Regions from separate parts of the Homo sapiens genome. Here region 1 is linked to region 2. Evidence: chromatin loops called from intact Hi-C (ENCODE). Cell type or tissue: natural killer cell. All regions are shown on one strand. Links, peaks and the distances in the headings refer to the core of each region. The heading gives the core; the rest is flanking DNA.

The links. Peaks named below come from ENCODE experiments on the same cell type or tissue, not always from the same donor. Only the 100,000 strongest peaks of a DNase experiment are listed, where the experiment ranks them.
Region 1: it touches region 2 in a loop (3-fold over the local background); 6 of 110 quality-filtered maps call a loop at or near these places.

Annotation. Positions count from the first base shown.
Region 1 is chr3:114,220,464-114,223,383 of GRCh38, reverse strand. No RefSeq gene overlaps it. Among named protein-coding and RNA genes, the nearest start is that of ZNF80, 16 kb to the left of the region's middle. In natural killer cell, for the core only: no CTCF peak of the experiment used is centred there; a DNase peak (open chromatin) is centred at 1,643; H3K27ac peaks cover 2,273 bases.
Region 2 is chr3:114,334,852-114,337,771 of GRCh38, reverse strand. ZBTB20 (zinc finger and BTB domain containing 20) reads left to right here. Exons shown (of 12, transcript NM_001348800.3): 12 at 1-2,920. Among named protein-coding and RNA genes, the nearest start is that of ZBTB20-AS1, 15 kb to the left of the region's middle. In natural killer cell, for the core only: CTCF peaks have their summits at 1,249 and 1,449; a DNase peak (open chromatin) is centred at 1,478.

The DNA.
Region 1 (2,920 bases), core at 246-2,745, 110 kb after region 2:
TGTTCAGGGCCTATATGCTTCATACACACTTCACGGAACAGGAAATGACTATAATCATTTCCTCATGGAAAGTCACAATGTGCATAGCTTTTTGTAAGCTCTGACAAATGCTACATTAAGAAAACATATTTAGGTTTAACTTTGTCTGTGGCTTACCTATTAACATCCTGTAGCATTGAGTTGCCCCGCATACTGGTTTAGGAACTGCTACACCATTTATTCAAAGATTAATAGAGAGCCACAGCTATTACTGAAATGAGGGTCCTAGGTGATCAATTAGCTTAACTCACTAGCTAGCTGACTAGTTCTCATACACTAGGCTCAAAGCACTTGGATTCAAATATATACCACAGCATTTTATAAATGATATTTATTATATTAATACAGGCTGTGAATCTACTACACCATTACCCAAAGAATGTGTCTGTAACCACCTGAATCAGAATCATGCAGGGTTATTATTAATAATTCATGAAGATTCCCAGCCTCCATGGTAGAGATAGCAGATCAGAGAGCTCATCTTGGGGAGGAGACACAATAACATAAGATGCTGAGACCCAGTCCACTTAGTAGCCCACTATTTTCCCAATCCTAGGTGGAATAGTAGCCCACTATTTTTCCAATTCTAGGTGGAATTGTAGTCCACTATTTTCCCAATCCTAGGTGGAATAGTATTCCACTATTTTCCCAATCCTAGGTGGAATAGTAGTACACTGTTTTCTCAATCCTGGGCCTGCATATCATAGGTGTTTAATAGATTCTTATTGATTCTGCTGCTTTTAAATTCTTATGACCACTAAAGTTTGAGGACTGCTGGTCACCTATATAACAAACTACAGTAAGAGAAATAAGTATAGACAATAAATAAATGGTAAAAGAAAATAAGAGAGATAAGTATGAACAGTGTTAGGAGGGACCAAGTTAAAGGTAATCAATTCTGCATAGAAGGCTCTAGAAAGGCATTACAGAGCACATTATAGTTGAATGGGGTCATGCAGAATGTTTTGGAGCTAGCCAATCAGAAAAGCAACATAAAAACACCATCCATGGGAGAGCAGGCACTGGCTTGGAAAGGCAAAGATATCTTAGGTATCAGATATAAGCAAGTCTCCCATGAGAGCTTAGGGGCAGGGAGCAGAGGGCAAAGGTGAGGGGAACAGAAATATGTGGGAGGTGAAGCTATCTGTCATGACTGAGGCCATAGCATCTTGGATGTGGCCAAGATGCTCTGAAGCATCTTGGATGTGGCCAAGATGCTCTGAAGCATCTTGGATAGTGACAATGCATGTGTGTCTGCACCTGAATTCTTAGAGCTGTGATTGATCTCAAGAGCAAACTGGCATAGCTGCCATCTAAGCTAACATGAGGGAAGGCTGCTCTCAGACATGAAGCTCCCATAATGCTCACTTGTTTTTCGGTGTATAGTTGTCTTTATATGACCAACAGGTGACCCTTTTTACCTACTTCAGGCCTTTCCTGGTACATTAACCAGTCAAGTCAAAGAGCCTAAACATGCTGAGACCCTGAATCGGCCACTGTGGCTTTCAAATACACTGGATTGTCTGGCCTGTGATTTATCTGAAAACGAATCACAAATGGAGCCATGAGTCATTTTCAGCAACCGAGGCTTTAGCGTCAAACAGTAAATTCTGAGAAACCAATTTCCGCTGTGGGCAGAACCCAGCTCCTGGTGTCTAATCATTTGTCCAAGCCTCAGAATGGAGGAAGCTGATGAAATACTGTGACGGGTCCAGCCTGGACAGGATTTGCTTAGGGGATTTCAAAACTTGGAAGGAAAAGTGGAATCCCTTGTCCCTACCTCTCAGTGGAAAGGGGTGAGGACAGGCCCTTGGCGCACACATTCATTCTCCATTCCCAGAGAATTGGGCAGGAATAAGGCCTGCAGAAGAAAGGAAATGACTGCTGGACCACAAGAAAGGTGGGCAGGAACTGAAACAAAAGGTCATTCCAGATCTTCTCCCTGTGGCTCTCTCTCCTGTTCTCTAACAAGAGAAGAAAAGCAACCTGAGCAAGTCCAGCCTCTACTCTCCTCTTTGCAGCAGCTTGTTTCTGCCGCCAGTTGGGCTCTTTCTCTCCAGTCTCAGAGGAAAACGAGGAAAGCATAGCCCTTTGCTCACATCAATCTGTCTACCTGTGCCCCTGAGCTTGATCTTTCCACATCCAATAATAATGGCCAACACTTCCTACACCCTGACCACACCCTTTACACAAAGGGTCTCACGCAATACTCCCAACAGTCTCATGGACTGGAATACTGTTAGTACCTCCATGTTACAGAAGAGGAAACTATGGCACACAGAGGCGAAGTCATTCATCCACAATCATCATCCCCTGCATAGATGTAGAGCTGGAATGTAAACCCAGGTATTCCGACTTCGGAACCCATAGGCTTAGCCTCTACACTGCACTGCTTCCCAGGCAGAAATGAAGCTTAATCATAAAAGCTTCATTTACAGAACACAGGTTCTCTATAGGAAATTTGGGAAAACATAAAGAAGGCACAAAAAATAAATAAGTAAAAATCACCCACAATCCCACCACTTCTACCTTTTTGAGAAGGATATAAATTAAAAAGTGAGAATCCTTTCTTATTTCTGACTTCAGCACTCAAATGTATCCACTGTCCTCTCAGACTGTTTTCCTCTGTTTATACAATTACATATAGGCACATGCACACATGTACAGTGTTTCTTAATAAGACTGCACACTGCACAAGATTTTTTTGCACATTGCTTTTTTCACTTAATATAACACATCTATTCAAACCTTGTGAAATGACTGGTAGTAAACCACTGCTGCCGAACCATAATTTATTCAACAAGTGCTATAATAAATTTGTTTGTCCCTATATCTTTATATACCCATGCTAGTAGTTCTGTAAGATACATTCCAACAAGTG
Region 2 (2,920 bases), core at 211-2,710:
TCCAGATAGAAAGAATAAAAGGCAACTAAAGTTATATTTGAAAGAGAGGAAGGATATTTTCTTCATATTTTTTTTAATTTTTCTTAATTTTTATTATTTTAAGTATTGCCTGGGTTGATGAGGGCCTCTGTGGCCAGCCCATCCCTGCTGTAATTTGAATTGCTGCTTTGTATTTTGATATGTAGTTCTTTGACTTTAGCAAGCTTAAGTTGCCCCACTGAATAATTTTTTCAACTGATTCATCTAGAATTCTGTTCTTTTTCATGGAAGAGACTTTATCTTTCAGAAAGAGATTGCTTGCTTCTCCAAAATTTCATTGAGATCTTACAATTCTAGAATTTCTATTGACTTTACTTTTTTTCTTAGTGAAACACTAATAGTCTAGAAGTCTTGATAAATGGGGTCTTTTCTTTTGTGATCAGCCAGGAAGAGGAGTTCACAAAACTCTGCCATAGCTCCTCACCCTTCCCAACTACAAAGAGCATCATTATGAGAAGCCTGTTATAGATCAAGATGCATTGATGCCAAAATTACTTTTTTCCTTCCAAATATCACCTTCTGACTGTTTCCACCATGGTTAAGAGGGCTGAATAAGATGATCATTCTTTAGATGACGAATTAACCCTTGCTTCTTCGAAAGGTTTTAGGGAAATTAACAAAAAAATTCCCAGATGCCAACAGCCACCATTCAAAAGACCACCAATCTATTGCATCATACCAGATGCCACTCTCTCTTCCTAGTAGGGATTTCTCTCCTCGGTCCTGATCAAGGTGTTATAATAGAGACATTTTCATTATAGACAGTGTCCTGAAGGGATTCCAGCTCAAATATAGGAATTCTTAAACCTAGCTGAAACTCCCAAAGTGATTTCATTGCTGGGCATATTTTAACATACTTAGGGGAAAGCAAATCTTTAAACAAAGCAAAACACCAAACTACAGTTTTAAAAAGAAGAAAGGAGAGCGTATTTTAGTTTCAAAATTACATTACATTTTAATTTAATTTTCCTTCTAATTTTCCTGTCAGCATTTTATTTACAAAAACTGTGCAGCAAACGAGGGAAAATCTTCCAACACAAACAACTCTGTAATGACTAAATTGGTTTTATTCATATATTTTAGACATTTGGTTAACTTGGATCTTTTTCATAAGTTCTTTGTGATGCTTTGTAAGGTTAGTGTAACTGAAGTGTTTGTGAGTTTGATTTGGTCCCACAGTGCTTAATTCAGTGGATATTTTGCTAGAAGTTTTAATGTAAACTTGGGTGGTTAACTGACTATTAAGTGTAACCTATTGTGATTTCTAAGAGGAGTCCTGCCAAGAACTGTATGTCCAAAACTGATCTGTTTTAACAGTTAGTGAGGAACAGCTTCCGAGATAAAGTAAGTTCATTTTTCTATTGCTAATTTTGCTTTTTAAAATAGCAGTGTTGTAAGACTAATATTTCCACTTACCACCAATAGAGGGAGCATTAATTAACTATGTCATGGAATTGTTTTGATATTTTGGAAAACAAGTGATTCCACCCATAAAATGAAAAGAGAAGATTGACCTTAAGAAAAAAACTCTTAAAGCTAGGAGACAATGACATGAAATCACTCAATACATGTTACAAATGAAAGAAGGCCAAAAGCCACTTTAAAATATTTTAAACTGTTTCACAGTAGATTTGAAAGTGTCTTTGTTCAAATTTAGCAAAGTAGGAAGAATTTTCACTAATACCGCCTGAAAAGTTGATCTTAGGTGCCATTATGGGCCACGTGTAGCTTTCTGTTTCTCAAATCTGAGAGAGACCCATTTGCCTTAATGCTGATTTGCCATGTAAAATGCTAAGCAATTGGGTTAGAATCCACCTTTTCTTTTGGTAGAACATGTAGAGAAAAAGCTGCAGGTGACTTGAAACCCTGAGGAGTCTATCATCCTTTCCCTGTAAAGGAAGTGTCTCTTAAAAAAAAGGGAGTGGGGGAGGAGGTGGAGGATCCCTAAAGAATTCTTAATGAGGTGATATAATCATTGTAGTCCATGACAAAATGGACCAGCCAGGTTTGCATAGCAGTAGACATATTCCTACTGTACATTTATCCTTCCCAAATATGTCACATTCTAAAATAGTTGACAAATTATTTTGTGGAAAGAGGAAGAAGCTGGATTGGAGTGGGAGATCTAATCTGGAGGAGCAAAGAGGTAGTTGTTTATTGCTATGTTCCTGGCCCATCAAATGGCCACTTTCCAAACTGACCCACATTTTAGGAAATAAACCAATCTGGACCTGTTTCAAAAGGATAGAGATGCTTTTAGATTGTCAATTCTCACTTTTAAGTTAAACAATCACAAATATCTTTAGAAATAGGGAAAGACATTTGCTTCAAAATCAAAGAATGAGTGTGGATCTTTTTAATTTTTTTTTGTTTCAAGTCCTACAGTCATCTTACATTTAGACCTTCATGGTAGGGTGATATGAGTGCTAAAAAAATTTCTTTCTAGTAGCCAGGAAACAGATAGATAAGATAAAAGCAAATGTTCCAGATTTAAGACTTCTTAGGATGAGTACAAGGAAGAGAGAAATAGTATGGAAAGGACATTTTTTAGCAATTTATAATTTTAAAATGGAATTTGCCAAACAAGGGAGAGGAAAAAAAGTCAAAGGGGAATTTTTATCTCAAGATATTTAGATATGGTTTATAAAAAAATAATATTTTCTACCACTAAAAACACTGGTATTATCTCAGCATCATGGGCAATTTTTCCTTATTACATGCCAATATTTGTACAAAAAAGGCCCCCAAATGTGTGAAATATAATCCTAAAAAAGAAAATAATTGGAACACATGGATCTGTTACAATTCTACACAGGGGGAAACAAGCTAAGCAAAGAAAAAAAATCTGAAATGAAAATCTCTGTATCAAAATGGTTTCCTG